Linked DNA regions of Homo sapiens: region 1 is linked to region 2. A link is a loop called in an ENCODE intact Hi-C map of the cell type or tissue named here. Cell type or tissue: MCF 10A. All regions are shown on one strand. Each heading gives the region's core, and the rest is flanking DNA. Links, peaks and the distances in the headings are about the cores only. Region 1 has its middle 12 kb from the start of PCDH8. Region 2 has its middle 39 kb from the start of LINC01065.

Evidence for each region. A loop is a pair of places that touch in the nucleus more often than their neighbours do. Peaks named below come from ENCODE experiments on the same cell type or tissue, not always from the same donor. Only the 100,000 strongest peaks of a DNase experiment are listed, where the experiment ranks them.
Region 1: a loop joins it to region 2, with 3 times the contacts of the local background. A loop is called at or near these places in 2 of 110 quality-filtered maps.

The regions. Positions count from the first base shown.
Region 1 is chr13:52,852,378-52,868,215 of GRCh38, reverse strand. No RefSeq gene overlaps it. Among named protein-coding and RNA genes, the nearest start is that of PCDH8, 12 kb to the right of the region's middle. In MCF 10A, for the core only: a CTCF peak has its summit at 5,645 (motif pointing left); no DNase peak of the experiment used is centred there.
Region 2 is chr13:53,182,627-53,198,464 of GRCh38, reverse strand. No RefSeq gene overlaps it. Among named protein-coding and RNA genes, the nearest start is that of LINC01065, 39 kb to the right of the region's middle. In MCF 10A, for the core only: no CTCF peak of the experiment used is centred there; a DNase peak (open chromatin) is centred at 7,144.

The DNA of each region.
Region 1 (15,838 bases), core at 2,483-10,482, 330 kb after region 2:
TTGTTTTATTTTTTTCTTCTACACAATTTTCCCCAAGACTACTATGGTCAAAAGCAACAGTTATAAAAACAATGTAAAGTGTTCATGCTAGTCATTTTAACTTCACAGCAGATTCTTAACACTTTGTACATGACATTCTGTTTGTTTGAGGATCTGTCTAACCCAGGAAGAATGGCTAAGGCTGTTATGAAGAAGGAAAGAGGAAATTTGTCCCCAGTTTCCTAGGACCTGTGTAAATGATGGCATCCCATTATCTGAACAATGGGCTAAGAATGGCACTGTGCTGCTCACTCGCCGTGATCCTGTTTCCCAGAATAACCGAGGCAAGAAGCTGGTTGCACTATTTCTTTGTGGCCTTGCCATCACTGCCATCCTGCCATTGCATTAGATTTTTCCATTTTGGGCATGAATGAAAATAAAATCAGAAGACCCCAGCTATCTTTGATACAAGCCTAGAATAGAAACTAGAGAAATAAACAGCTCCAGTGCCTCACTCATCACTCTTGCAGGTAGAATCCTATTACATTTGAAAGTGTCCTTTGAAATTCTGATTAGTCTGAAGCCTTTGAAAGCAGATAGTTATGCAGCAGCCCATCTATAAAGCAATATTCTCTTGCTATCTCACAGCTTCCCAGTCTTTTGACCCTACACCTTCTGGAAACCTCTGGTCAGCGTCCTGCCACCACAATCAGATATTTTTGAGCTCACCAAGGTAAAGACCCTCCACCCTTACCCTGCAGAGACTCATGAAGCTGGAGGCAAAGGGCAGAACTGGTCATGTTAGGAAAATAGTTACATAAATTGATCTGAGAGAGCAGACAGCACCAATATAAATGGAACCAGAGGGACACTGACTTCATTTACTCATTGATTTAACAAATATTTATTGAGCACCTATTATGTACCAGGTACTCTGCTGGCTGCTAAGAATACAATGGTAAGAAAAACAGACACTGCCTTCTCAGGATGTACAGCCTGGTCAGGGAGACAGGCATTAATCAAATAATCCCATAATCATAGACACCAGCTGCTGAGGCCAGAGCAACAATGGAAGGTCTACATGGTCCTGAGAGTGTGTGGTGAGGGCTCTAACCTAGCCATGGGAGCCAGGGAAGACTGGAAGATTTCAGTGGAGGCATCATTTGACCTGAGTTCCAGTAGGTGAAGACATGAAGGAAGGAAACCAGGAAAGCCTTCACAATGGAAGTTGTTCTGGTCCTACAGTTTAATACAACCTGGATAGACTCAGAGTGCCCAGTGTTCAGCAAGCTGCCTCACTTAGGCCAAATGTCTGACATGCCCAGGACCAGTGAGGTCTCTTCTGTCATTTCATATGTTCTGAGAATTTATTCTTGGTCAGATGCTGTGTTGGCCCTTTGTGCACATTATCACATCCATTCCTTACAGCATCCCTGGCGAGTCAGCAGTATCACTATCACCATTCCATAAAGAAAAAACTAAGGTGCAGAGGAGTTGAGCAATATGCCCAAGGCCAACCAGTAAGTAAGAGGCTGTGCCAGGATGTGAAGCCAGGTCCAGCAGCTGTAAAAGTAATATTTTTGAGGGCGGGCGCAGTGGCTCACGCCTGCAATCCCAGCACTTTTGGGATTTGGAGGCCAAGGCAGGTGGATCACCTGTAGTTCTGAACTCTGTGCTCCTAACCCCACCCTTAGCCATCTCAGATTAGACATTTTGTTTCAGCTTCCCAGGGGGAGCAATTCATCCTTCTGAAGGCTGAGATGTTTCTTCTTTAGGTCTCATCAAAATTACTCTTGTTTGAAAGTAGCACCTTCCTCCCCTCTTTCATGAAATATAAGCAACAATTTGCCCACAATTTTTTCATTAAGCACCACACACACACACATTTTTTTTTCCAAAATCTATTTCAGTTAAGGCGGTGTATGTGCAGGTTTGTTAAACAGGTAAATAGTATTTCACTGGGGTTTGGCGTATGAATGATTTATTCATCCAGTTAATAAGCATATATCCAGTAGGTAGTTTTTTGATCCTCACCCTCCTCCTTCAGGTAGGCACTGGTGTCTATTGTTCCTGTCTTTTTATCCATGTGTACTCAATGTTTAGCTCCCACTTATAAGTGAGAACATGCGGTATTCAGTCTTCTGTTCCTACGTTAGTTCACTTAGCATAATGACCTCCAGCTGTATCCATGTTGCTACAAAGGACATGATTTCATTTTTTATGGCTGCATAGTATTCCATGTACACACACAGCTTTAAATGCTTGAAGACAGAATGTGGGCACCATTCAGCTTTCTCTTCTCCAGGAATAACAAACCCATGTCCTCTGTAAAATGGATGTCTGCACCCAGAAGCAACAGCAGGATTTCTTGGAGCAAAAGAAAAATGAACAAGGCTCCTAGTGGGGTCAACTACAACATTCCAGCAGCTGTAAAAAGAATATTTTTGAGGCCGGGCACGGTGGCTCAATCCCAGCCTGATTACTCAACCTGTAATCCCAGTACGTTGAGAGGCCGAGGTGGGTGGATCACCTGAAGTCAGGAGTTCAAGACCAGCCTAGCCAACATGGTGAAGCCCCGTCTCTACAAAAAATACAAAAAAATTAGCCAGGTATGGTGGCGTGTGCCTGTAGTCCCAGCTACTCAGGAGGCTGAGGCAGGAGAATCACTTGAACCCGGGAGGCGGAGGTTGCAGTGAGCCAAGATCGTGCCATTGCACTCCAGCCTAGGCAAAGAGTGAAACTCCATCTCAAAAAAAAAAAAAAAAAGAATATTTTTGGAGGAAATAGAATAAAATGTTTTTGAAGTTGGAGCCAAGTTCCAGTGTTTTTCTACAACTTTTTAATTTTCAGTTACCTCATCATTCTTTTTTATTTGCATGAGACTCCCAAATCCTAAGAACTGAGCTTTTGGATCTCCCCAGGAATGCAGCAGAGTCAGTCACTGGAACACATGAAACTAAATCATCAGGAGGATTGCTAAAGGACTCCAGAGCTTCTTCCAACATTACTGATTTCAGGGACAGGTTCTGACTGACAGCCAAAATTTTTAAAAGGTGCTAAAACTCGGTGTATTTGCATTTACACATTGTAAATCTCATTAGAGATGTGTCAGCATGCTGGGTTCCAGTGTGGAGAGCTGGCAAGGCCCTGCTGCTGGGGAATGTTGCATGCTGTCAATCCCAGCACCTGTCACATGGACAAAAAGTCAGTTGCAACAACTTTCACTGTGTGCTGCTCACCACCTTGTGGGTTACACAAAGATCAATCCCAAAGTTTTGTTTGTGGCCTTGCTTAATCAAGATGAGTGGAAAATTCTGGAGATATTCAGAGTACAGAATATACCCCTGAAAAAAATGCACACTTTATTCCTAGCTGGAGCTTTAATCCCATATTCTTGAATAGTCTCTTAGTCTGGTCAGCTAGGCTTAACCGCACATGAACGATCTGTTCATCAGGATTAGGTTCATTTGCATATGCTTTAGCATAACCAACATAGAAGCTTATTTCTCTCACATAAATCCAAGCCAAAGAGCTCACAGGGTGGCTCTGTGATAACAGGGACTCAGGCTCCTTCTAGTTTGTTTCTCTGCCATCCCCAGTACATGACTTTCACCTCATGGTCCAGGGTGGCTGCTCCCATTCCAGCTATCACACATGTATTCTAGACCAGTGGCTGACAAATTAAAGCCCATAGGCCAAATCCCATCTTCCACCTGTTTTAATAAATAAGGTTTTATTGGAATATAGCCACGCCCACTTGTTCACATATAGTCTATGGCTGCTTTCACAGTTTAATAACAGAGTTGACTAGTTGCAACAAAGACCATATGGCCCACAAAGCTGAAAATATTTACTCTCTGGCCCTTTACAGAAAAAGTTTGCCAACTCCTAATCTAGAAGATAAAAATAAAGACAAAGAAGATCACAGCACCCCAGGCCATTTCCCCAAAGTCACATATGACATTTTTGCTTATATTTTATTGCCAGAATTTATTCTCATAACCATACCTAGCTACAGGGAAGACTGAGAAATGTGGTCTTTATTTTACATGGCCATGTGCCCAGATAAAATTCAGAGTTATCTTTCTACGGAAGAAGAGGAAAAGGAATTTGAGGAGTCTATTTGTCCTCCAAGGACCCTTTTGGTTCCTTAGACTCAGGACAGAGACAGGATGAATGGCTAACTCTGTCCCTTCCCTAGGTCCACAGACTAACTCTGTCCCTCTGGGTTCTAGCTCTCAGTCAGGGTTCATGGAAACAGAACCAAGCAGAGTTCCTCCCCCTAATGACTATGGTAGAGCTGACCCAAGCAAGAGACCCCTGCCTTTTTTGCTTTGAGCCACTGTTAGGTTCTGCTTGCCTTTAACAGAAAGGCTCTCCTCTGAAGGAAGGCAACCCAGGCCCATGTTACCACATTATCCATGTGGGAAGGACAAAAAGCAATGCAAACAGAGATGGGTTAAGAGACAGAAGCAGTAACTGTCCATCAACAGATGAATGAATTTTTAAAATGTGGTATATATACACAATGAAATACTATTTAGCCACAAGAGAGAATGAAACTATGTCTTTTGCAGTAACATGGATGGAGCTGGAGGTCATTGACTTAAGTGAAGCAAGCCAGGCACAGAAAGTCAAATATTGCATGTTTTCACACACAAGTGGATGCTAAACTATGTGAACACATGAACTTAGAGAGTGGAATGATAGACAGTAGAGACTCAGGAGGGCGAGGGAGTGGGGAGGTGAATGAAGAGAAATTAGTCAGTGGGTACAATGTGCATTATTCAGGTGATGGATACCTAAAAGCACTGACTTGACCACTACACAATCTATGCATGTAACAAAATTCACATATACCTCATAAATGTGTACAAATATAATTAATTAATTTTTTAAAAAATGTTTTAAGAGGCAGAGAGAAAGAGAGGTGTAAGAGAGAGACCTGGAGAAAGCTTTAAGGTAGGCATACAATTTTGTTTAAAAATCCAGGTGTGAAAAAAAATTCATCACTTTATTTTCTTCACTAAATCCAACTGTAAGCCACCATCCTTCTGAGGTAGTCAGAAATTCATTGCAGTAAGTATTGGGGCTCCCTCTCCAGATTCAAGCAAAAGTCCCAGGGGCTTCTGCAGTGACACCCCCCACCCCCATCATAAGTCACGGCAGGTACACTGGGACACCATATGGTCTCTTCAGGTAAGGCTGGGAGACCCAGAAAGCAAGACTCCCTAGAAGCACCACCCCTTCCCAGGCCTTGCCCCTCCCCAGGGCATGGCACTCCTGTTTCTTTCCCAACAAAGGGAAAACTCATAGTACACCCTCATCCACACTCCCAGAAGCATACCCCTTTCTCTCCTGCCCCTCTGGCTCTTCAAGCAGCTTCTACTCTATGTCCAGTGAAAATTATATAATTAAGGACTACCTTTTGGAATGGAAGGTAGTAAGAAAAAATGTAAAACTTAATATTTTATAGATAGGCAAGTAGGTAGATGTCCATCTATAAATCTAGATACAAAGAATTAAAATCTGTCTATCTCCCCTACCCTGTAGCCTATTTGCATGTCTCTATGGATTCCTGTAAATCTTGACCCCAAGATGGATTTCCTCCTGAAAGTGGCTGTTGGTGAATGGAATGATTAGGTTTGGAAAAGAGGTGGTCATCTTGAGCGCCCCCTGGAGGCATGTCTCCAAATAGCCTGTACCTGCTCTGATAACCACACCTAAATTTAAGCCTATCCTGAAACAATCATGTATGTGGAGGTCCTTGTTGCCAGTGGAAATTGGTGTTTGCCAAGTGTGGGAAACAATCAGGCACCATTGATGAATGGAGTTGGACTGGGGCCTGTAGAGGATTCCTCAGGGTGGGCTAAGCGAGTTAATATTCAGCCCGGATGCACCAGTAATGTGCTTATTGTTAAAATACTCAAGTACAGCTACAGTACGCGGTATAAATCACTAGTACTACCCTAGCCTCTCCCCTAGTTATCTCCTCAGCTTCCCACAATCCAGAAATTAAAGGGTTAATGCATGGCTCAGTGGGAAGCCTGTAGATCTTGCCCCAAGGCTAAGATCAGTGTCCATTCTAATTGGTCAATGTCCATGACACACCAGTTGTTGAATATCTTGAAATCACTCCAGATGAGATGTTTTAAATGGTGAAGAATATAAGATAAGGTGAGTCTTCACTTCAGGGGTCACCAGGCACTGATGTGCAGGCTGTTCACTGCACAAGTTCCCCTGACTGGGGAGTCAGTGGGTTCCAGCCTGTGCTCTGTTTGCCAAGCCACGTGCCCTGGTGTGGGACTGCATCTACCCAGAGGAAAGAAGACTTTCTCTGATGTGTGTAGAGGTGCCATGTGTTCTAGCAGCTGGCTCACTTCAGAAGCTCTTTCAAGCTTCCAGGCCTGGGTGGAAGAGGGCCTGACCTAGGATGGGGGCCATAGGCTGGGAAGTCAGAAATAGCTGCAAGAAACATTTGGAAGCGTCATACAACCCTAAAAAGAACTGATAGGTTCAGGTGCAGCAGCTCATGCCTGCAATCCCAGCACTTTGGGAGACCGAGGGGGGCGGATCACTTGAGGTCAAAAGTTCAAGACCAACATGGTGAAATCCCATATCTACTAAAAATACAAAAATTAGCTGAGCGTGGTGGCGCACACCCATAGTCCCAGCTACTCAGGAGGCTGAGGCAGGAGAATCGCTTGAACCCAGGAGGCGGAGGTTGCAGTGAGCTGAGATCACTGGACTCCAGCCTGGGTGATAGAGTGAGACTCTGTCTCAAACAAAAACAAAAACAAAACAAAACTGATGGTTAGAAGAGATGAGGGAGAGTGAAAATGTAAACCTACTTCCTATCTGAAGTATTGAAAGACTCTGTGCTGGTGACAGAAAGAGAGATCAGAAAAAAATTATCAGTTGGAGAAATGATGTGATGAATTTTGTTTGCTGCCTACTGGGTGGGAAATTATAGCTAAGTATACAAACAAGATGCCCAAGTAAAACAGAGTGGGAGTGCAGGCAAGTGGTCAGGGCTCCAGATGGAGAAGCTGGAGTTCTGCACATTGCAAACCTTGAGGGGCCTCTGAGAGGAGACAGAGGACCCAAAGAGCCCTTGAGAGTAAGAAGGTGGTGAAATAGGGGTGCAGCTTCATATAATGGAAAGCACTTGGGTTTTTGCACCATTAGAATTGGATTTAAGTCTTTCCTTGCTACTAACCAGCTGAGAGCCCTTGAAGACATTAACTTCTCTGAGCCTTGGTTTCTTTGAAACTTATCATAATAAGACCTACTTTACAGAGCTGCTAAGAGAATTAAATTAAGTATGTGAACTGCCTAGCAGAATGTGTGGCTAAAAGCAAGTACTCAATACCCGTTGCCATCATTAGAAGTATTATTGCTATTATTATCAGCAGAGGGCTGCATCTTAAAAAGCCTTGGTGAGCACCTACAGAGCAGGATAGGCGCGCCTGCAGAGCCAGCCAGGACAGATTAAAGGGATGTATCAGTGGCAAACTTCCCAAGATCTGTCCTAGGATTACGCCCCCTTCTCCTAGAGACAGAATTTAATATATGACTGTGATTTTGATAAATGATATGTAATATGAGCTTATCTGTGAATGAACTAGAACCACCTTCAAGCTGGGTTTGGCAACAGGAGAGATGAAGGCTGGGAAGCAGTGATGCCATAGCCATAAAGGCCCTTGATGAAGAAGAAAGATTCAGCAAAGGCCTGAAGGCTTAAGCTGCCTTGGCCAGCTGGAGTCAAGCAGGGGTGGCTGGGAGGAAGCCAGCCCTGTCTTAGGGAGCCAAAGTCAGTCTGGAGGCTCTCAGGGAAGAAGGGTCAAATGTTTCCAGTTATGGAACCAGGAGAAGGCCGAACAGTCCAGATGTCACCCCGTCTGCATCTGTAGCATCAGGACTTTCTAGTAGTGCTGTCCAAGACCTGACCAGCCTTGAGATGCCCGTATTGAGTTGAATCTTTGACACTGCCCTGCCCTGATTGCCTGACTCACATTTACTAAAGTCAACCAAAAGGAGTCTTCAGCATGTGTGCAGGGCAGGGAGTCAATATCTGTGCCCCTGATACAACTGAGGGAGATGTTATTTCAGAAGAGCTCTAAGGCCAAGACAGTCGGGTCTTTTCACTTCTTCATTCATTCAATATATCCAACACATACTTATTGGTGACTTCTTAATGCCACGCACTGAGCTTGAAGCAGTGAAAACCTCCTGTCTAACCAATATCCAGCCTCTAGCCCCTCCTATCCCCAGCTAAACAGAGTGCTACCTTTCTTCCCTTTAGCACTGTTCCCCACCCCATGGTTCAAGGGCATCAAAACTTTCTGATTGACTTCAGCCCTAGTCCCCAACTTGCCTTTCAGCAGCTACCCCAAGCCACTTCCTTTCCTGTGTCATCTGTCACCCACACTTGTCTCTGCGCAACTGGCTTAATGTCTCTTTAGTTTAAGCATCTCCATCAGCACTATGGCCTAATATATATAATGCCTTACAGTTCATAAAAGACCTGCATTCTTTATATCACAGAACCCTCACCTCTACTCTGAGATAGGTAGGGTAAGAATTATCCACTTCATTTAACCAACTTAGAGTGGATGAGGAGACTAGGATGGTACCCTGTGCCTCCTCCAATTCTCTAAATTCTGTATTAAAATATTGTTTTATGTATTGCTTATACCTGCCTACTTCCAAAGATAAATGAATACTATATTCATCTCTAATGGGATACTTTAGTCCCCAGCTCTTTTTGATACTGGTGGTTATAACTGAACTTTGAGGGTACATAGTAGCAATTATTCTTACCCTATGCATACTCCCAAGTCCAATACTTGGCCAGAAACAGCCCCTTCCTTCTCCCAAGGAGCTCACCGCACTATCGCCTCTCCTTCTCAAATAAGTTCCTAGAATCTGATCTCCTTTCCTGGGCAAATCTCTATCTATAACTAACTACCTTACACTAAAGTTGGGCAACGTGACTGACACTGTGAAGACAGTGTGACTGTCTTCCCCACTGACCACCACACCCTAGAGGGCAAGAGCTTATACCCCAGTGCCTAGTACTGTGAATTACACACACAATAATGAATTAAATTCTTCTGGTTCAATTCTTCCTAAATACCATTCATGATCCCTTCTGCAAAGATTGCCCTGCAAAAAATATTTGTTCTTCAGCCTTCCCAAAGTGTTAATATTCATATTCACATTGCTCTCAGTATTTGTTTAGTTGTCCTAAGCACTTCTGTCCTAAGTACTTTTGCTAAACAGGTGATTTAACCAAACTGTAAAGCACTCAGCATGCCTAGTTCCACATTCTGAAAGTTGCTTAGTAAAAGGTTTTTGATCTTGGTGGTAGGTTGATGGTGGTAAAAGTAAAAGCCATTAGGACTGTAATTAATGAAGATGGTTTATGCAAGTTTTCCCCAAGTGCAAGTGAGAGGACATGTAATCCCATTACCGATACTTGATCTTTCACTCTCGGGAGATTTCCCCACCAATTAGTCAGAAACTGTAATTTACCCTATACTTGAAGGAATGTGTCACATGAGGACACTTCTAATTTATTTCTGACCTTCTTTGAATTTAGAGGCACATATGCCGTTGACCAGCATTCCTCCCAATTGCCATTTTCCTGCCACCAACAAAAAAAAAAAAAAAAAAAAGAAGAAGAAGAAAAGAAAAAAAGGTAAGGATTTGTCTAAGACCTGAGAAGGGAAAGCAAGCTCAGAATACATGTCCTAGCACTCCGCTTTTCTAAAGGTTTTGTCCAACTGTCCTGCTCTGTTTTCTCAAGCCTTCCCTCTACCGACCAATGAGCTTTCTTCTACATTTTCAGGACTTTGAAATGTACAAAGAAATGTAAGCAGAAGTGGTGTCTGTCATACCTGGGTGGAAACTTTAAAAGCTAATCCACAGCTTGTTCCATACCCTCTCCCTTCTGCCACAGCAAGGAGAAAGTTCCAGATGGTGGCTGGTCAATAAGCCTGGGTCCCCAAGTGAGAACAGCATGTAACACATCCCCCAGCCAATTCATGATGGACATGGAGAGTAAGAAAGAAAGAAACTTTGCTGTTTGAAGACACTAAGACTTCGGGGTTGTTTGTTACTGAAGCATAACTTAGCCCATCCTGATGGATATAATCATCCTATGTTATGGAAACCCTATCTCAGACTTAAACAAGTTATGTTTTGCTATTGCCCCCTACATTTTCTCCTAGAAGCCTACCTGCACAGTTGACCTCAGTGGGCAGCCTTTCCGGTCCTTATAGATTTCATGGCACCTTATTCCTAGAATTCCCTCTCCAAAATAATCTAGTCACAACATTCCACTCCTGGGGAAAGCCACTCCATTCCTCCTTTTCCAAAAGTCCAGCAAAAGCCTCCACTGGGGTTTGATGGAAAGGTGTGTAATCTATCACACATCCTATATTGTTCCCTTTTTCCAGCTCCCAGCCCTGAAGGATGCAGGGCCCGGCGGGGCCCCCTGGCCACTGAGGGAACAGGAGTCACCCAGTCGCCGTGTTCTGACAGCTTGTCACATTATTTTTCCCTGTGGGGGCTCTGCTCCCTCCATCTAACCTTCTTCTCTGTCCCCTGAGACCAGAGGCCTCTATACAAGGCTCCTGAGGCGAGGCAAAGCAAAGCAAGATTGATGCCTTACGAACGGCCATGCCCGGGAGGGCTCGCGGTTCAATGCATAGAGCAGCCCATTCTTCCCCATTTCAGGTTCCCACACTGGACACCAAAGCAGGAGCTCAGAGCCAGGGCAGCAAGAATTCAACCTTTGTTCATCCTCCGAACACAAATAATCCACCACATTCCCCAATCTCTCCAACACAGGCCCTCGCACCTCGCCTACTCAAAATCTTTCTGAAGGTGTCCCAGGCCCTTTGGACAGAGGAGCTGGAATCAAAAGGTGATTCAAAAAGTTTAATTGTAGCATGAAAAAAAAAACCCACTCATTTAAATACTGGCCAAGGAGAAACCCATCTCCCATTCCCACACCCACCAATGTGCCTTCCTCCCCACTTGCCCCATTAAAGCAAGTGGTGCTTGAGGGCTATAGACTGGGTAATTCTGCTACAAAATCATAAATTAGCATGAATACCAATGGTTTACTTGCATCCCTAGTCCCCTGAATGTGCAGGTAAAAGCCCCCTAAAGGCTCAGACCTAAGAGCAGGGCTCTGGGACTTCCAGGGGGTGTCAGGCAATACATATAAAAATGATTTCATCTAAATTCTCTGAGAGGTTTCATAGACCAAAGCACCTCTGAAGGACAAAGAGACAACTGTAAAATTACCTGAAAATAAATGCTTCTAAAGTGGTTGGAAGGAATCCAGGGTAAGGGATATTCGAGGGCCAATAACTAATCCATCAGCTCTTTTTTTTTTAATCCCACATCTGGATTTTTTTTTCCAAGGCCATAGCCTGTCACCATGCAGTTTATCAGCTGTCACTCCATCTCAATTCTGGGTGACGTGAGATCAATGGTGTAAAACTGCTCTCAGATCTATAGAGAAATTTATAACATCAGGCTCCACCGTGTCTTGGCTGGTCCTGGGTCCCAGGGTTCTGAGGCAGAGGCTGCCATGAAGACTTCATTTCCATTTCAAAAGTGGATTGTGACCCACTTAAAGCAAGTGAGTTCAAGCTGTCAGATGCAAAGGAAGACCTAAGTCAGAAGTCTTCTGCACTTACAGAACAATGTTTTGAGGAGGAAGAAAAAAGACTAGCCAATGATTAAAATTCTCTCTGCCTAGAAAAGGCTCTAGCGACCTGCCTTAATTTCTTTTAAGTCATGTGGGATTTATTAATAACAAAACCCTAAATTTGTAGCAACATATTTTAGGCTCTGAGACCAATTAAACCATCCAGTTTATGTAACTATACAACTCCTGCATGTAGTTTAGGCACAGATTTGTGGTTCTTCACTGAAGGTTTACTTCATTACCCACAACCTCTTTTTCCCCCATGAACTCTGTAATCTCTTCCAATTCTGCCTCAAAGTGCCCAAGCACCAAAAACAAGGTCGTAGGAACCCAGGCCACATCCCATATCCCACACCCTCCAGCCAAAAGGCTCCAGGGAAATTTTTAATTTCTTCCTCACACACACTGAATCCTTCGGGTGTTAAGGGAAACACCCCTGGGCCATGGACAGCTGGAGAACATCCCACTTCCACCCCACCATCATTTGTCATGGACAGATGTCCAACAGAAGATACACTGAGGTGCCACTAGATTTGCTTGTGGTTGAACCCAGAGAAGCCTCAACTTGTTGAGAAAAAGTAAATCCTCTCTCCCACCACTGTCCATCTGCATTCTTCTTGGAACTAAACTCAAGAGGAGGCTCCCAGGAGGAAATGCATTCTCCAGAGGGCTGGTGATGGCTGGAAAACACCAACCAGCAACTCCTACACCATTTGCTTCAGCTCCTGGTTGGAGGGAGATGGGACTCATAGTAGGAAACACAGTCCTCAGGCTCAGCCCATAGACGAACAAGTGTCATCAGAGTGTGCTCTTCTCTCCCCTGAGTCTCTTGGGATTTGGCCTTACCAGTCACTCACTACTCTTCCCTAAACAGTTACTTGAGAGAATTACCCTTGACTTTCCTTCCAGGTCAAATTTCCACCAGCGCAGGCTTCTTTCTCCACTTCCCTTTCCCTGCACCTGATTTTCTTTCACTTTACTCTGGTGAGCCTGTTTATGTCAGGGTGACATACTTCAACACTCTCCATTGCCTTAAGAGTAAAACCCAAATGCCTTAACAAGATACACAAAGCACCCACCTGCTCACCCCGGCTTTCATCACCTCTCTGTACTCACTAGGTCCTTTCATAGAGCCTTACACCCCAGCCCTGAGACCTTTGTTTCACTTGCTGTTCGTCCTGCAAGGAATGCTTTTTTCATCTCCACCCCTACCTTCTCCCTTTCTACTCCTAGCTAATTTCTATTCATCCTTCAAAAGTCAACTCAAATGTCACCCAAAAGCTTTCCCTGAGTATTCCCATTTCCCAGCACAATTTGGCCTCCCTCCTCTGGGCTCATACAGTCAGGCAGAGCATACCTGTACCGTTCTTAGGCCCCGTGCCACATGTCCAGATATTCCTCTTCCTCAAGAAGCCACCTGTGATCAGCAGCGGTGTGGGCCTTCCTCACAGCACTTCTCACACACATTTGCTGTCTGATTACTCTTCTGTCTCCTCATCCTCAGGGTTGGCAGGATCTAACTTTTTATTTCAGAACAGTTTTACATTTATAGAAAAATTGTAGCGCTAGTCCAGAGAGTTCCCATAACCCCACATCCCTTGTCATTAACATCTTACTATGGTACTTTTGTTACAATTAATAGCTAATATTGTTATTATCTAAAGCCCACATTTTATTCAGATTTCCTTGGTTATTCTCGGATGTCCTTTTTCTGTGCCACAATACCACATTACATTTAGTCATCATGTCTCTTTAAGCTCTTGCTGTGACAGTTTCTCAGATTTTCATTGTTTTTGACTATTTTGACAGTTTTGAGGCATACCGGTCAGTTTTTGCAGAATATCATCCTTCAGTTTAGTTTTATCTGATGTTTTTCTCATTATGAGACTGAAGTTCTGTGGTCTTGAGGAAGATCACAGAGATAAAGTGCCATTTTCATCACACCACACCTAGGGTGCATACTGTCAACATGACCTATCACTGTTGATGTTGACCTTGAGGACCTGACCAAGGGAGTGTTTGACAGCTTTCTCCATGTAAAGTTACTCTTTTTCTCTCCACTCCATACTGTATTCTTTGGAAGAAAGTCACAATCCACGTAGTCCATACTTAGAGAGTGGGAGATTATGATCCACTTTTTTGTGGGCAGAGAATCTACTACATAAGTTCTTCAATAGTCTTCCTTGTGGTAGAATTGTCTCTTCTTTCCTATTTATTTATTTGATCATTTATTTGTATCAGTATGGATACTTTATTTTTTAATCTGTTTCCACAGCATTTATCACAAAGTCTAGAACTTAGTAAGTTCTCAATAATATTGGTTGAGAGAATGAAGGTGTTACAGACTGACCTCCAAAAACTCATAAGTTAAAGGCCTAACTCCTAGGACAACAGACTCTGACTGTATTTGGAGACAGAGCCTTTAATCAGATAATTAAGATTAAATGAGATCATAAGGGTGGGCTCTAATCCAGTATGACTGGTGTCCCTTTAAGAAGAGGAAGAGATACCAGGGAGCTCAGCACACAGGGAAAAGGCCATATGAGGACACAGAGAGAAGGCGGCCATCTGCAAGCCAAGGAGAGAGGTCTCAGGAGAAATCAACCCTGTTGGCACCTTGATCTTGTACTTCGTGCCTCCAGAATTGTGAGAAAATAAATGTTTGTTGTTTAAATCACCCAGTATATGGCATTTTGTTATGGCAGCTCTAGCAGAGTAATAGAGGGGTCAAACACTTTTTGTACCTTGGCTCAGTATAAGTCAGCAGGAGGTCACCTGCTGCTCCTAGGCATTACACTATCCAGGCATTCCACTGTCCAGGAGGGAAAGTCCCTTGAAATATTCTGCTCCTCCAGAATTATGGGCTCCTGTCCATTAAATATCTGTATCTGTAGGTGGTTTCAGTCAGAATACATGGCTTTTATAGAAATGAGTAGGAAAAAACTCTACTGAGAACTCCTTTTTGTCAACATCTGATCTCAACTAGCAAGTAAGGTACCAAAAGGTTTTGAAATGACATGAGGGCACAAAAATTGGTGGAACCCTCAGGTGACCATTGTCTCTTTCCTCTGGGATCTATATACCTACCACAATACCTATTATTTCCAGAGAGGAATGAGGGAATTGGGGAGACAGTTGTCACCAAAGCAAAGAAGCAGACAGGAAATGGGAGAGTTATTTTTCTTTCTGAACAAATCCCTCGCCTATAAAATAAGAGGTTTAGATTACATAGTCTTTGATGTTTCTTCCCTGTGCTTTAAAGGGAAATAAAAACTAACATGTGTTCCTAAGCACCTGATATTATATCATTTTACACAGTCTTCAAAACAACTTTGCAAAGTACTATTATTATACCCATTTTGCCGATAAAGGAACTAAGATACAGACAGGCCGGGCGCCGTGGCTCATGCCTGTAATCCCAGCACTTTGGGAGGCTGAGGCAGGATGATCACTTGAAGTCAGGAGTTCAAGACCAGCCTTGCCAACATGGTGACACGGTGAAACCCCGTCTCTACCAAAAAATACAAAAATTAGCTGGGTATGTGTGGGGGTGCAGGCCTGTAATCCCAGCTACACAGGAGGCTGAGGCATGAGAATCGCTTGAGCCCACGAGGCAGAGTTTGCCATGAGCGGAGATCACGCCAGGGCACTCCAGCCTGGGCAACAGAGCAAGACTCCATCTCAAAAAACAAACAGAAAACAAAAACAAAAAACAATACAGAGAGAAAATAATTTGCACGGGTCACACAGCCAATCAGTGTAATGATCAGATTTGAACCCAAGCAGGATGATTCCAGATCCTGCAGTCAACAGCTGCGTTCTGCTTCTTATCAGGTAAAGCAGGTCTCCCAGAGTGACACACAGAACACACAAAATGAAGAGTGGCCCAAGATCTGGAAATGATCCAGGGTTTGTGAGCATCTGGCACTGGAATCAATCCAAAATCAATGTTTAAATAACAGTTACCTTCACCCCCAAATTGTCTCATTGTCTGACTGCTGAATTTGAATCAGGGCTATGGAGAATGCTGCTTTGTGGTTTACTATACAGTTTAAAAGTCACCATGCCTATACTGACAGCCCAACAAATACACACACAGAGAGAGATAACTTTAAAAAAAAAGAAAAAAAA
Region 2 (15,838 bases), core at 3,030-11,029:
AAGAACAGACTTCTTTTAAGCCAGTATCCTCAATGGCATGTTGGACAGCTTTCTTTCTTTCTGAGAACCAAGTATCTCTGGAAGTTCCTGGTTATTCAGCCTCTGGGTCTCAGGGAAGACAAGAGAATCTGGTTCTTCCACCGAACATCATAATTGCTATATGTCCCTTAACTGAAAACTGAATCTGCTTTAGCTGATGTCTTTAAAAGGTGCCTGCTTCCATATGTATTAGCCAGGAGAGGGACCCATTTAACCACAGTCCAAGTCTCATGTCTTCCTCTTCTCCTTTAGCTCACACAGTTCCTGCCAGGCCTACTCTCAGCTAGTCTTCAGCATTACTGTTTTTCTGATTATCCATGATCAGAAAAATCATTCAGCATACTGAAAATGAAGAACAGTCCATGACTCCACCTACAGAACATCAAAAGATCCAGATAAAATATTTTAAAAAGCAAGCAATCAAACATATTACCTCCACAAAACTAAGCATCTGGATACTTATGTTTGGAAACATCCAGCTATGATATTCAAATGCTTGATTGCATTTTCCCCCACGTTTCCTCCAGCTGTTTGGCATAAAGTAGACCATCCATGATAAGAAGTGTGCCATATTGTTAGTGATTCATTATTAGCGCTATCATTGTTTCATACTAAACAACCACCTTATTAAAACACCGTTTTATGAATGAGAGACAGCTGGAGTTTCAGAAAAGAAACATTTTTCTGAAGCAAAAATCAGTTCTGTGCCAGTAGAATAACAAGCTGAATAATATAGAAACTGTATGATCTGTCCCCCTAGGGATATGTCATCAGGAAGCTGTGTTTACAGCTCTGGGCTGCTGGTACACTCATGTTACATTCTGTTGACTCTGTTAGATAAAAATCTGTCTGAATATTAAAAGCATTGTGGAAAAAAATTTGCTTTATGTTATGTGTTTTCCCATTTGCCAGCATATTGCCAAACTATAATTCAAAAAAAAATGTGTTTTGATCTCTGTTGGAGTCAAAGATAAAGCAAAACAAACAATAGACTGAAGGGGGATACCATACCACAGGAAGACCAAAATGTGAATGAAGCAACAATTTGTTCCTCTTAGTTTGGTTTTAAAGGGTGAGGATTTTGGTGAACTCCCTACAGAGTTTACTTTTGTTCCTAAAACAAAAGCAACAGATATGCTAGTGTTCCCCGCAAATGTCAAGAAATCAGATCTGAAAAACAGGATTTATATTCCAATCATTTAAATAAAAGATTTTCTGTGTTATTGAACACATAACACCAATGTATCCACACACTAGAGCACACTGTATGTAAAGAAACGCAACTTTCATCAAAAACATGGGAAAATATTAGCACCCTAATGAATACTGTCTGTGCCTTTGCATATTTCCCCTTTCCTATTACAGAAAACCAACAACATATGTTTGGGGAAAAAATTAAGCCATAAGAAAGTTTCTAATTTGCAAATTTGGCTGGATTATTGCATCCATGTGTCAGAGTAAGCATCAAGTTACACAGGACCCTGAACTAATACTTCCCTAGGCCAGAAACAGTTTAGTGCCATTTAGAACAAATCACTGTATGTACTATACTGAGACCCATTTTCATTTCTCAACTGAACAAACATTCTGGAGACGAATGAGCAAAATATTATCAAGTGCAATGTTACTGTCTTCAAGAAGTAAGTTCCAGAAATTGAAGCTATTAAGACTGTTTGAAAGAAAACAAATCAACCTAACAGCTTTTTTAAAATTTTCTTTTTTTAAATCATTGCTTGAAAAAACTGAAGTCAATCTTCAGCAGTATGAGTCTCCAAAGCAGAGAGAAATTGTTTTAAGTTATTTCATAACAAGTATCATTATCTCACATTCTTGTTACCCCATTGTATAATCAATTTGTTATTAGGTCTTGACTATGCGGTTATTTATAACAAAAGTTGTCAGCAAATTGCTGGTCTTTTTCCTGTGAAATCATTTCAGAGAAAATAACTCAGCCCTGAAGTCAGCCAAAACACCCTCTACAAGAGTAGCATAGAAACAAATGATATTTTATTCACTACTTAAGTGCTTTAACCCAGATAAAATCACAGAAAACCTCTATAAAATATCAACACCAATCACAAGTTCCCCTCAACATAAAACAAGGATTTAAATGATGTAGTCTTCATTTAGAAAAAAAGTTTCCCGTAAAGATCATTATATTAATAAAAATAATAAAAATATTATCAAAACTGTGAATCTTAAATCCTACATAAAATTACTTCTTAAACTACTGGTATTATTAAAATCTCTGCATGAAGGAAATTAAATCAATGAATAATAAAAAAACATTTTACTGGCTGGGCACAGTGGCTCATGCCTGTAATCCCAGCACTTTGGGAGGCTGGGGCAGGCGGATCACGAGGTCAGGAGTTCGAGACCAGCTTGACCAACATGGTGAAACCCCGTCTCTACTAAAAATACAAAAATTAGCTGGACATGGTGGCACACACCCGTAATCCCAGCTACTCAGGAGGCTGAGGCAGGAGAATCGCTTGAACCCAGGAGGCAGAGGTTGCAGTGAGCCAAGATCACGCCACTGCACTCCAGCCTGGGCAACAGAGTGAGACTCTGTCTCAAAAAAAAAAAAAAAAAAATTACCATTTTGGCTCATTAATCCAAAGTGAGTTAGTGAAATTGACTTTGGTACTTGACTTTCAGTTACTGGTTCATGCTTTGTGTCCTTCCCACCCTGCAAGCAAGAGGCTTTCTCCTTCACCAGAGAATGTATCAAAGCAAGATGAAGGATAAAAATTAAAGACTGAGGGGCCAGGTACAGTGGCTTATGTCTGTAATCCCAGCACTTTCGGAGGCCAAGGCAGGAGGATTACTTAAAGCCAGGAGTTTAAAACCAGCCTGGGCAACATAGCAAGACCCCCTCTCTACAAAAAGTCAAAAAATAAAAATAAAAATAAAAAAGCCAGGTGTGGTGGTGTGCACTTGTAGTCCTAGCTACTCAAGAAGCTGAGGGGGAGAATCTCTTGAGCCCAGGAGTTCAAGGCTGCAGAGAGCTATGATCATGCCACCGCACTCCAGCCTGGGCAACAGAGTGAGACTCTGTCTCTAAAAAAGAATAAAAATTAAAAATTAAGACTGAGAAGCAATTTTTCTTCTGTGCCTTATTTTGTCCTCATCTCTTTTCCTCTTAGCTGAGTCCCTCTATTCCTACTCTGCACAAAAGCTCATGTCCACCAGCAATTAGAACACTTTCAAGCCCTTTATCAAAAGATGTTTAATCACATATTGGTAATGCAATGAAGCAAACAGCCTTGTTAGAAGAAAATACTTACACATTAAAAAAATTAACTCACCATAGTTTAGAGAAGGTCACAAGTGCCAATGACACAGACCAAGTTATAGGAAGTACAAATGAGAAGCCATCTCAGAGTTTACAGATAAGTTTACCATCAGGCCGCACATGGTGGCTCACACCTGTAATCCCAGCATTTTGGGAGGTAAGCAGATCACTTGAGGCCAGGAATTCGAGACAAGCCTGGGCAACATGGTGAAACCCCGTCTCCACTAAAAATACAAAAATTGGCTGGGCGTGGTGGTGCCCACCTGTAGTCCCAGCTACTCAGGAGGCTGAGGCAGGAGAATCACTTGAACCCAGGAGGTGGAGGTTGCGGTAAGCTGAGATCGTGCCACTGCACTCCAGCCTGGGTGACAGAGGGAGACTCATCTTCAAAAAAAAGTGAAAAAGATCACAATCAGCCAAAATTTCCAGTAATGGAGAGAACCTAGGAATGATGTGAACAAGATGTGGAGAAGGGCAGGCACAGACCCTACAGGGACTGAGTAGGCCAGTTGGTTGCAGTGCATGGGTCAAGAACAATATGCAGAACAAGTATGAATGGATGGCATAGCTGAGGAAGACCTTGATGCTAAGCTAAAAATTTTCAACACTTTTAAGACAGCAGTCAGAAACCATTGAGGTTTGTGGAGCAAAGGATTGTTGATGTGTGTTTTATTAGGAAAATATGGATGATTGCCTTTCTAAACATTGATGAAATCCTTAAAAATGATTGTGCTTTATGTGAAGCTTTAAAGCAGCATCCAGCACAATGACTGCCTTGTAATAAATATTTATTAAATAAATAATCAAGGCAGTATTGTATGGTGTACAACTTTTGCCAACCTCAAAAACCCACTTAGTAGCAGAATGAATTAAAGACAGACCGAAAGTAAAAAGAAGGTCATTTAAAGTGCCCCTGCCATCTAGGTACAGGATGTTGAAAGCCTGACCCATGTGTAGCAAGAAGTATAGGGTGAGACCTGAGAAACATTACTTAGGAAGAATTGGTAGGACTTCATGACAGATAAGCTCTGCAAGATGGAGATGAAAAAAATAAATGGTCCCAAAACTTGTGGATGGCTAAAAGAATGGTCATGCTTTTGTAGTATTCCCAAATACTGAGAAATAAAGTACTTCCAAATAGAATTCCCAAAACTTCCTTCTACTCACTAGCTGGTTGACCAAAAAGACTTCATCTCTTCAAACCTCAATATCTTCAGGGAATAATGCCTACCCTGAGGAGCTGCTTCGAAATTTAAGGAAGAAAATGTGAGAGGAGAAAAAAGCCCAGTGCCTAGCAATCTGTGGGACTTTAGAAGACAACTGTGTCCTTTGTCATAGGCATTTCACAATACACTGTGATTTATTTATTTAAAGTATATGTCTTACCCCCCATTCTGAGTCCTTCTAGGGTATGAACCATGTCTTCATCAAATTTGTATCCCAGTCCCTAGTTCAGTGCCTATAGCATAAAAGGGGATCATTAGTATTTGTGGAACACTGGTGAAGTTCCCACCATTTCATACGATTTCTGTGAAATACTTACCACATAACATCATCTGAATTTGAAACCAGAAGACTGACTAAAGGATCATAGGCTTAGTATGTGGAACTAGTATATTATATGAGGCTTCACCAATAAGTGGAATTTGCTGAATAATATTTCAGAGTTGCCCCAGCCACATGTGATAAAATTGGTTTTTTAGAATCTTTATATTTTTTCTATATTTAATTTTTTGACCTGCAGAGTTTCTTTGGGTATAAAAACTGGTTTCTTGGATCAACTTCAAAACTGACCTATCAGGACATGAAAGACATTTGTTGTTTTTACCTGCTCAGCATCTAGTTTTCTTTTAAGAATCCATCCCTTCACCAAATTAATCATGCAAGTAGGGTATGATAGACCCCCACCCTTGCTGTTAGGATGGCCACATGACCCAGGCTTAGCCAAACTAGAGCATTCCATCCAACTAGCTGCAGTGACTTATCCAGACAGGTACATGTGTCCCAACCCAGGTCCTTCTTAGCCATTGGGGATCACCTCCAGGATTATTGCTGCAACGACTATGAAAGAGATATAATTCTCCCCTGGAGTTGCTGAGTTTAGAAGATAAAGGCTGGGATGTGAAACTACCAGGTTGGGAATGCTTGCCTGAGAATAAAATCAGTGTTTTGCAAAGAAGAGCTGAGATGGCTTTTATATCCAACCATACCTGATCTCCAAATGAATTTTTCATTTAAGTGAAATAAGTTCCCCCAATATGTTTAAGCCAATTAGTGGTTGGATTTCTGTCACTGACTCCCTAAACAATCAAAACAAATTCCAAATTGGGAAAGAAATTGTAAGTAAAAGACCCTAACAAGAGTGATTAGCTGAGAGGATCTAGGAGGAGGTTCATGGAGACCTACCAATACTAAGTTGAGAGGCTGATCTGCATTCTTCTTAGGTGATTGCACAGCTGCTGGTAAGCTGCTGCTCATATTTTGAGACACGGATTGTGTGTCTGTTAAAGCCAGAGACCAAAGAGTCAGGAATTGGAAGGGATCATATATATTTATAAGAAAAATTTAGTCTTCTACTGAACATAGTCCCTCAGAAAGCAGAAAGAGAAGAAAATATAATATCACTAAAATAGACCCTTTCTGACTGAGGCCAACAAACCAGGAGAGCTGAAAGTCAGCAACCTGGCAAATTTTAAGGACAGAATATGCAAACTTTTCTCCATCAAAGTAAAGTTAGTGCAAGAAAATGAAAGGAAAACATAATCAAGGAGATAAGAGTGAAGCCTCACAGAGTCTTCAGCCCCACGTCTCCTCCAAACTCTCCTTAAGTCTGGCATATCTAATTGAAGAAAAATGGCAGTCAACCTTCAGCAAAAACCATCCCCTGAGATGCAACCTGGGGGCAAAAGGGGAATATTAGCTGTGACCTCCACCCCAGGAAATTCTGAATGGCCCTGAAGAGGCTCAGGGAGAAGTCATTTAAGCTGAGGGCTAAGGGCATGAACAAATCATCAAGATCCATACTCGAAGATGAAAATCGCTAGGCTCTGAGTAAATTTGAATTATCTCCAGCTTTGATTGTGGAGTTAATCAAATGCAAATAAACACAAAACTTTTACCTGGCAAACAAGGGACTGTGACAGCTGAACTCCCAATTATAAATGGCCTGTTATGTTGGCAAAGCCCCTGAAATATCATCCTTAATGACCAGCTTAGTTGTGGTCACAAAGGACAAAAGCTAAGAAAGACCACTTTTGCGACCAGAATCTGGGGAGGCCACACTAGGAACACACACCTCCGGCAGGGTAAGGAGTTCCTGCATCTTCTGGCCAACAGGATATTCTCATGGGCTATGGATAATGGCATAGCCCACCCCACCATGTGTGGGTTTCCCTTTTCCGGATGAGATTAATTGCATTTATCTGTCATTATATTTGTTGGGGAAGGTTAACTATATCATACATATAGTCAGATTTTGAGCAGCTATGCCCAGTCCTGATTGAGGGCAATGCAAATCTTCCCAACATCTGACTTGTAGGACCCAGCAATTATATCAGTCTCTGAGCTTCCTTAAGGGAACTGGTTAAGTCACCAACTGGTGGGAACAAAGAATGTCCTAGTTAGCAAGGCCCAAGGTACAGGAACAGAGATTTTGATTTTTACCTTTCCCCTTTTCCCTCTAACTCACCCTCCCTGAGAAATGCAACTGCTCCTGATATGAGGCATCCTGTGTCTAGCTGCACTTATCCCTTCCTTGTCTTTGTTCCTCAACCAATCATTGGGTGTCTTTGTTGACTCATTTTGTGTCTGTAACGTGTCTGTCAGCCTGCAGACGAAGATTCCATTCAGTTGACTCACCCACCCTCCAAAATCCTCTTTCCTTCTCCTTTTAATCCAAGGCAGACAAGGCTCCCCCTCATGCCTGAGAATGTACCTCTTATCTGTTTCTCTTATTCCTGGCTGCCTTATTCAGGACAGCTGACAGCTTTACAAAATAGCTTCTGTCTCTTACAGATTCCTCATCAAAGGAGCCTGGGGGGATTTGGGAGCCCTTCTCAGAACGAGAGAGCAAAGGAGAGCCTGACCCATGCAAAATACAGAGGGACAATATACATTGTCTGCTTGTTCTATCTACTCATGAAGGACAAGATTGTGTGGGTTTTTAAATCCCGTAGGTCAGTTTAACCATCAAATCCCTAACAGTAAATGCATGATAGGTGTAGAATTCGGAAGTGTTCTTTTTGCCATCAGGATTCACTTCATTCTCTTTTAATAACCTCCATAAAATTAATACCTATTAATAATAGATTTGTTTGGTGATATGAAGGCTAAAGGAAATATGTGGAGTCATGTCCTACCCAAAGGTTATGTTCTGAGTGTATCACAAAGCTTAAGTATTTTATAAATTTTAAAAGTCTAGTCAACAAAAAAATTACATCACCTTCTGACCAAAAACTTTGGTATTCCCATTACCTTAAGAACAAGATGTAGTTCTTAAGCCCTCCATAAATTCCGCCCTACTTATCTTCCCACTACTCACCATCTTTCATTCCAGTTTGTGCCACAGCTCAACCAGATATGATATTCCCCCCAAATGGCTTTATTCATTCCCACCACTGTGCCTTTGCTCTTGCTATTCCCTGTACCTACGGTGCTGTTCCCTCTGTATATGCTGCTGAAATGCTATCTGCTCTTTAAAGCAGTGCTTTTCAAACATCAATGTGCCTGCAAATCTCAAGAGGATCTTGTTAAAATGCAAATTCTGATTCAGTACATCTAGGGTAGGGTCTAAGATGCTGCATTTCAAACAAGGCATGCCATTGCTGCCCCTCCATAGCTGCTCTCCGAGGAGCTAGGCTTTAGAGCTTATTCCAAGGTCAGCTCTTTAGGGAAGCATCCTCTCACTGCCTCAGCTGTGCAGCATCTCCCCTACCATGATTATTAGGCTTATCTCATTTAGCCATTCTGCCTTACTTTAGAGCTAGGCTTCAAAATAAAATTATGATGTGGCACAATTATTCTTGTAAGCTTAGTTTTATACTTTAATGTCATAACAAGGGTGCATCATACTTTGAGAAATCACAACAGTGTCATGCTCAAAGTGGTTGTTGTTTAATGAGTGTAGATGATTAAGGCTAGACTGGATGAACCAGCATTGCTACAGAGTATTTCCCTTAAAGGTGCATGTTTATGATAGACCCAGACCGGGTTTCATGGCAACCACCTGGACACTGGATAGAGCAGTGCTTATGAGTGTGGACGGATGACTTGGGTTTGAATCCTGGCACAATCGTGTCCTAATGATAGGGCTTAGAACAACTCACCTAAATTCTCTAAGTCTCAGTTTTGTTCTCTCTTATAAAATAACAATAATACTACTTTTTAGAACTACTGTAAGATGTAAATGAGATGGTGTTAATAAAGCGTTTAGCACTGTGCCTGTTGAATAGTAAGTGCTCTGTAATAAACATGAACTTTCATTGTTAGCTGCAGTGACAGTTCTTTAAGGTTGTCATGAAAATTCTAACACAGGTTTTAGATCCTTTAATCATTGTAGGGCTGCTCTTGAACACTTCCACTGTGACTCCACTGCTCTCTATAGGCTGAACAGTTATCACAAATACAGCCTGTAAGGGTTAATAACTGCAAGTTATTGCCTTGTTCTTGTATGTTAAAGCTAAGAATATGCCAATTTCAACTCTAGAAACTGACATAAAAGATTTCTAACATGTAGTCTATAAGGTTACCACAGCAACCACTAGATGTCATCTTTAGAATGTCCCTCTGCTTTTTGAGCAGTAGGAGCTGTAAAGTATATACATTCGCCCATCTACTAAATAACTGGCTCACATACAGTCTTAAGAGTAATTATAACCACTTATGCATCAACATAACAACTACAGCATATATTTTTAAATGCAAACAGGGACAAGAACTTTCTCAATATTTAATTTCTATATTTTAAAATTTATCTGTTAGTATGGCCTTTTTCTTTAAAATTAGCGAATTGCAATTAAATTTGCTTATATATACATACATATATGTATGTATATATTTTAAAAATAAAAATATTTGCAAATATTGTTTATCCTTCTTTTGAATGTCACTTATTTTTTTCCTCTTAGCAAATTTTTTCATGTCATTTGAGCAGTTGCTTGGGATTCTACCCTGTGCCTATATCACAATTTTACTCTCCCTTTGCTGTTGAACACTGCATTTGTTGGGATTCGATTTGGCTGTTTGTGACAGGAAATTTAAAATACAGTTGCTTAAACTAGAATGAGGTTTAAATTTCTTCATGTAAAATAAGACTCCAGGCTTGTATGGTTGATTCCCACAGTGTCAGGACCCAGAGTCCCTGTGTCTTGCTGTTCCATCATCCTTAGAGTGTTGCCCCATGTTCCAACATGTGTGCTTCAAGTCCAGCCATCACATTCACAATCCAGTAGGCTGGAAGAAAAAAGGTCAAAGAAAACCTCCCTGTAAGGCAAGTTCTTAGAAGTCACACAAAATATTTTGAATGACCACAAATGAGCTGTAAAGGAGGGCCAAGGTATGAAATGCATTACTGGGCAACAATGTACCCAACTACAACCCAGGATTCTTATTGCTAAGGAAGAAGAGATGAGAATGGAAGGAAAACAACAGTCTCTGACACAGACATTGAACTTGTTTTCAATTTTTTGCTATTGTGAATAATGCTACATCCTTGTGCACACATCCATACACACGTCTCTAATAATTGCCTTGGGATAAATTCCCAGAAGGAGAATTGCTCAGCCCAAGAATATGCCAAGAGTTTTGATACATATTGCCAACTGGCTCTCCAGAAATGTTGTACTAATTTCTGCTCTCATTAGAAATGCAGGCTGGGGGGAGAAAATGCTGTTATAAGATTTAATTTAATTTGACTGTTCAAAGATTCCAAACTTTCTGCAAGGAAGATAAAGATCCCCACATCTTCGGGAAGCTAGTGATTGAGAAGATTTCAGAAAAAAACTCAGTGCCAACTGAAAAAGCCTTTTTCTATCTAATAGCATCAAAGGAAATGCAATTTAAGGCCTAGCAACAGAAAGGACATTGTTAGTTTTGGTTATTGAAAATATTTTCAAAGGGGTAAATAGGAAGAGAAACAGCATAGTATAGTGGAAATGTTATTGGATTTAGTGCCAAAATATCTGAGTTTTGAATCCCAGTTTCCACCTTACTATGACTCTAGACAAGATATTTAAAACCTCTCTGAGGCTCTTTTTCTTTAATACGAAGATGGGGTAGTTAATGCCTTTCTCTCCTGCCTTTGTGAAGCTTAAATTTGTTAATGTGTAAAGGTTTAATTATAGTTGTATTTGAGCTAAAAGTCACATTCTCCTCAAATTTTATGATATTTTTATTCAATATTTCATATTCCTCATAACTGATTGGAGATGAAAAATAATTCCTTTTTTCTTCAGTAAGAGGACCATTCAGTGAGGCATTCCTGAAGGCTTTATTTTTCTTACTGCTGTTTTGTTATTTTTATTGATAAAGGGTGTTTATTTTTTAACCAACTTTTACATACAATAAAATGCATATATTTTAGGTGTACAGCTCTGTGAGTTTTGGCAAGAGTATACACCTGTATCTATTGCCACCACGGTTAAGATGTAGATAGAACACTTCCATCATCCCAGAAAGTTCCTTTAGTGCCACTTGGTAGTCAGTCCCACTCCAAGCAACTCCTGATCTGAATCCTATCACTGTGTTACTTCTACCAGTTTTTTAATTTCATATAAATGGAATCATACAATATGTTCTCTTTTGTGTCTTTCTTCTTTCACTCTGTATAGTATTTCTGAAATGCATCCATGTTGTTCCATGTATTCCATTTTTGTTTGCTTGTTGTTTGTTTTGTTGTTGAGTAGCATTCTATTGTATGAATATACTACTTATGTTTATTATTCACCTGTGTAGACATTTAAATTGTTTACAGTTTTTAGCTCTTAGGAATAAAGCAGTTATGAACGTTTGTGTACAAGTGTTTTTGTGGACATGTTCTTTATCTTGAAGACGGGGGGTAAATACCTACAAGTGCAATTGCTGGAGTATATACTAATTGTATGCTTAATTGTATAACTGTGAAACTATTTTCCATCATGGTGTGCAATTTTACATTCCACCAACAGTGTGTGAGGCTTCCAGTTGCTCCACATCCTCACTGGCATTTTCTATTTACAGTCTTTTAAATTTATTACATTCAGGTATGTGTAAAGTGATATCCCACCATGGTTTTAATTTTCATTTCCCTGATGGATAATGATGTTGAACATCTTTTCATGTCCTTATGAACCATCTCTATATTTTCTTGGTGCAGTGTTTGTTCAAATATTTTTCCTGTTGTAATGAATTATCTTCTTCTTAACCTCTTATTAAAGTGCAAAAGTTCTTTGTGTCTTTTGTGAAGTGCTAAGTCTTTTGCCATTTTTAATGAGTTGTTTGATTCTTATTGTTGAGTTGTAAGGGTTTTTTGTATATTCTGATCACAAGTTATTGGTCAGAAATATTCATTGAATTTTTTTCAGTCTATGATTGCCTTTAATGATGTACTTTGAAGATTTTTATTTTCATAAAGTTCAAATTATCCTCTTTTAAATTGATTATTAGTCCTGTTTGTGTCCTATCTAGAAAATTTTTTTCTATTCGAACTTGACACAGATTTTCTTTTACTCTATTTTCTAGAAGTTTGATAGTTTTAGCTTTGACATTTAGATCTATGATCCATTTTAATTTAATTTTTCTGTGTGACATAGAGTATGGGTAAACATTTATTTTTTCAAAAGGTTATCAAGTTTTTACACTATCATTTGTTGAAAAAAGTGTCCCTTTTCTATTGAATCATCTTGTTGCCTTTGTCAAAATGGATTGATCATATATGTAGGGCTCTATTTCTGAATTCTGTTTTATTCCATTGATTATATGTCTGCCCTTCTGACAATTTCATACTTAATTCCAATAGGATTGATTACTGTTGCACTTATAGTAAGTTATAAAACCAGATAGTATAAGTCCTTCACCTTATTTCTCTTGTTTAAAATTACTTTGATTATTCCAGGTCTTTTGCATTTGTGTGCAAACGTTAGCATCAGCTTCTCAATTTCTACAAAAAAAAAGTGGTTGGGATAAAAAAAAATGGTTGGGGTTGCATTGAATCTATATTTTAATTTAGAAAAAAATGAATGTCTTAACAATATTGAGATTGTCAGTCCATAAACATGATATATCTCTTTATTTAGAATTTTTTAAATTTATCTCAGAGTTGTTTGTTGTTTTCAATACGAAAGACTTAAGTCTTTTGTTATATTTATTTAAAAGCGCTTTATGTTTCTGATGCTATACTAAATACTATTTTTTAAATAATTGTTGTTGCTAATATACGGGAATATAGGGTTTTTTTAATTGGATGCATCCTGGGGCATTACTAAATTTATTCATTAATTCTAGTTTTGTTTTTTTTTTTTTTTTGTATTTTGTAGCCTTCTTGACTTTTCAAAATAGATAATCATGGCATTTGTGAACTAAGACAAGCTCACTTCTTCCTTCTCATCTTTATTTCTTTTATTCCTTTGTCTTGCTTTATTCCACTGGCTAGCACTTCCAGTATATCATCAAATAAAAGCAGTGAGAGCAGACATCCTTGCCATGTTCCCAGTTTAAGAGAAAAGCATTCAGTGTTTCACTATTAACTATGATATTTGCTATAGATATATTGAATAACATCTGTATTGGTTTTAGAACATTCCTTTTTATTCTTTATTTGCTAACAGATTTTATCATATGTGGGTGTTAAATTTTGTCAATTTTTTTCAGTATTTATTGAGAGATTATCATATGATTATATTCTCCTATATTTTTTTAGGGTAGTTAATTACATAAATTAGTTTTCAAATGTTAAACTAGTCTTGTATTCCTAAGACCAGCTTGATTTGTGCATGATATCCTACCTTTTTTTTAGATACCACTTGTTTTGATTTGCTTAAATGTTTAATTTTTGCATCTATGTTAATGAAAGATATTAGTTTATTAATTTTTCTTCTTGTGATGCCCTTCACAGACAATTTAATTACTGGATAGTAAATTTGAACCTATTAGCCTGTGAAAAGCCCTATTGTTTCTCATTCCCCCAACTTAGTGTACTCAACCTCCAAATTCCATCTCTTGTCAAATCTTGTCAAAGCTTGGTTTTCTAGGCTTTATCAAGGTAGGTTCAGAGTAGGGCCTACCGCGAGACATGATCCTTTATTCTAAAGTGTGACATTTCTGTTGCCTCAGATGAATGCCTGGGGTGTTGATATGGTCTGGCTCTGTGTCCCCACCCAAATCTTATCTTGAATTGTAATTCAAATTGTAATCTGGATTGTAATCCCCATGTGTTGGAAGAGGGACCTTGTGGGAAGTAATTAGATTATGGCAGCAGTCTCCCCATGCTGTTCTAATGATAGTGAGTTCTCATGAGATCTGATAATTTTATAAGGTGCTATTTGTTCAGCACTTCTCCTTCTGGCTGCCATGTGAAGAAGAACCTGTTTGCTTCCCCTTCCACCATGATTGTAAGTTTCCTGAAGCCTCCCCAACCATGCAGAACTGTCAGTCAATTAAACCTCTTTCCTTTACAAATTACCCAGTCTCAGATATGTCTTTATCAGCAGTGTGAGAATGAACTAATACAGGTATTCATGAGAACTCTCTCCTCAGGCTGGGTCAGAGCTCCAGCATCTTCCAGTGATGTTCTATCTGGTATTTCTGTTCTAACTCTCAGCCCCACAGTAGCATGACCTGTATGATCTTGCCCCACACCTATACATCTCAGTCCTCAGTCAAGAACTCATGGGAACTCCTATAAAGATTTCTTTCTCGGGTAATTTTTTGTATTTTTAGTAGAGACGGGGTAGTCCCAGCTACTCGGGAGGCTGAGGCAGGAGAATGGCGTGAACCCGGGAGGCGGAGCTTGCAGTGAGTCAAGATCGCGCCACTGAACTCCAGCCTGGGCGACAGAGCGAGACTCCATCTCAAAAAAAAAAAGATTTCTTTCTCCATCTCTCATGACCCAGCATAGTTCTTTCGTCCTTACTGCCCTACATGCAGCTACGCTCCACTTGAGTAGGCCTGATCTCTTATCCTGCCTCTTCAGCTCAGCTGGACCATCGTGTTTTGCATGAACTCCAGCTTCCTGTGCCACAGCTGGAAAATTAGGCAGAGAGTGAAGTGAACATGGAGAGAGTGTCTCTCCCTTCTCTTGGGAATCGTGCTGCTTGTTTGATACCTGAAAACAGTTGCCTCATATATTTGTCCAGTTTTAGAATGATTTATGACAAAAAGTGGAAGTCCTCAGGACTTTGTTTTATATGAACTCTTTGACCTGTGGCTGCCAGAGGGAAGGCTTCAGAAGCTTTAGTACGATTATACAATTGATTTTTTATTGTATCAAAGTAGTGTTGAAAGCAGGAAGGTTGCAGGTCTTATATGGACATTTGGGAAAAAATCTTCCATGTTTTTCAGTCATTTTTAGATCTTATCTTCTTACCTTTTCCCAAGAACTCTATTTATTCTCATAGTATTCCATGAATTTTTTTGCTGGTAGCCACCTGCTGAATCAACAAGAAAAGGCCAGAACAGTTGTCCCCTGTCACATTCTGAAAGGGAAATGGAAGCAGGAAATCCACCCATGTTTCTTCACTGAGAGTGATTAGGACTCAACTAGTTAGCTGAGTTTTTCCTGGAACTAAGTGTGCTTGACCAGAAAGATGAGTATGAAGGAGCTCCTTGGTAAATCTGGGAAGCAAGAGACCTGTTCATAGGAACTAGACACAAATCCTTGGTTCCAACTTCAATTAGGAAAATGGTGGAGGATATCACCACTGTCTTTCCTCCCATCAACTTCCCCTTCAGAATGTTCCTCCCCAACTTATAGATCTTTTTCTTGCTGTGTCAAGTATCTGTTGCAGTGAATCAAACCAACATTTCGTGGCTTAAGTAACCAACATTTCATTTGCTCTGATTCTGTGGGTCAGCAGTTTGGGCTGAGCTCAGTTGGGTGGTATCTTTTCTGGTCTCACTTGGGGTCACTCACGTTGCCACAGTCATCTGTCAGCTCAAATGGTGTTTGTTAGTCTAAGCCTCACTCGCAAGTCTGGTGGGTGGTGCTGGCTGTCAGTTGGGCCATATGTCACCAGCAGGCCAGAAGTCTCCTAATAGTGGCTATGATCCAAAAGTAACAAAAGATAGGGTAAACGCTAATGAGCAAGCATTTGTTGAGCCTCTGCTTGTGTCACATTTGCTAATGTCCCATTACCATCAAAACAAGTCACATGGCTGAGCCCAGAGTTACTGTGGGAAAGGATTAATAGAGGGTGTAGATACAAGGAGGTGTGATTCATTAATGCCATTATTATAATAATCTATCACATTTATTGAGATATCTATTCATGTACCTAAGCCTTCATGCATTTGTGTCATCCTTCTGCTGCAATT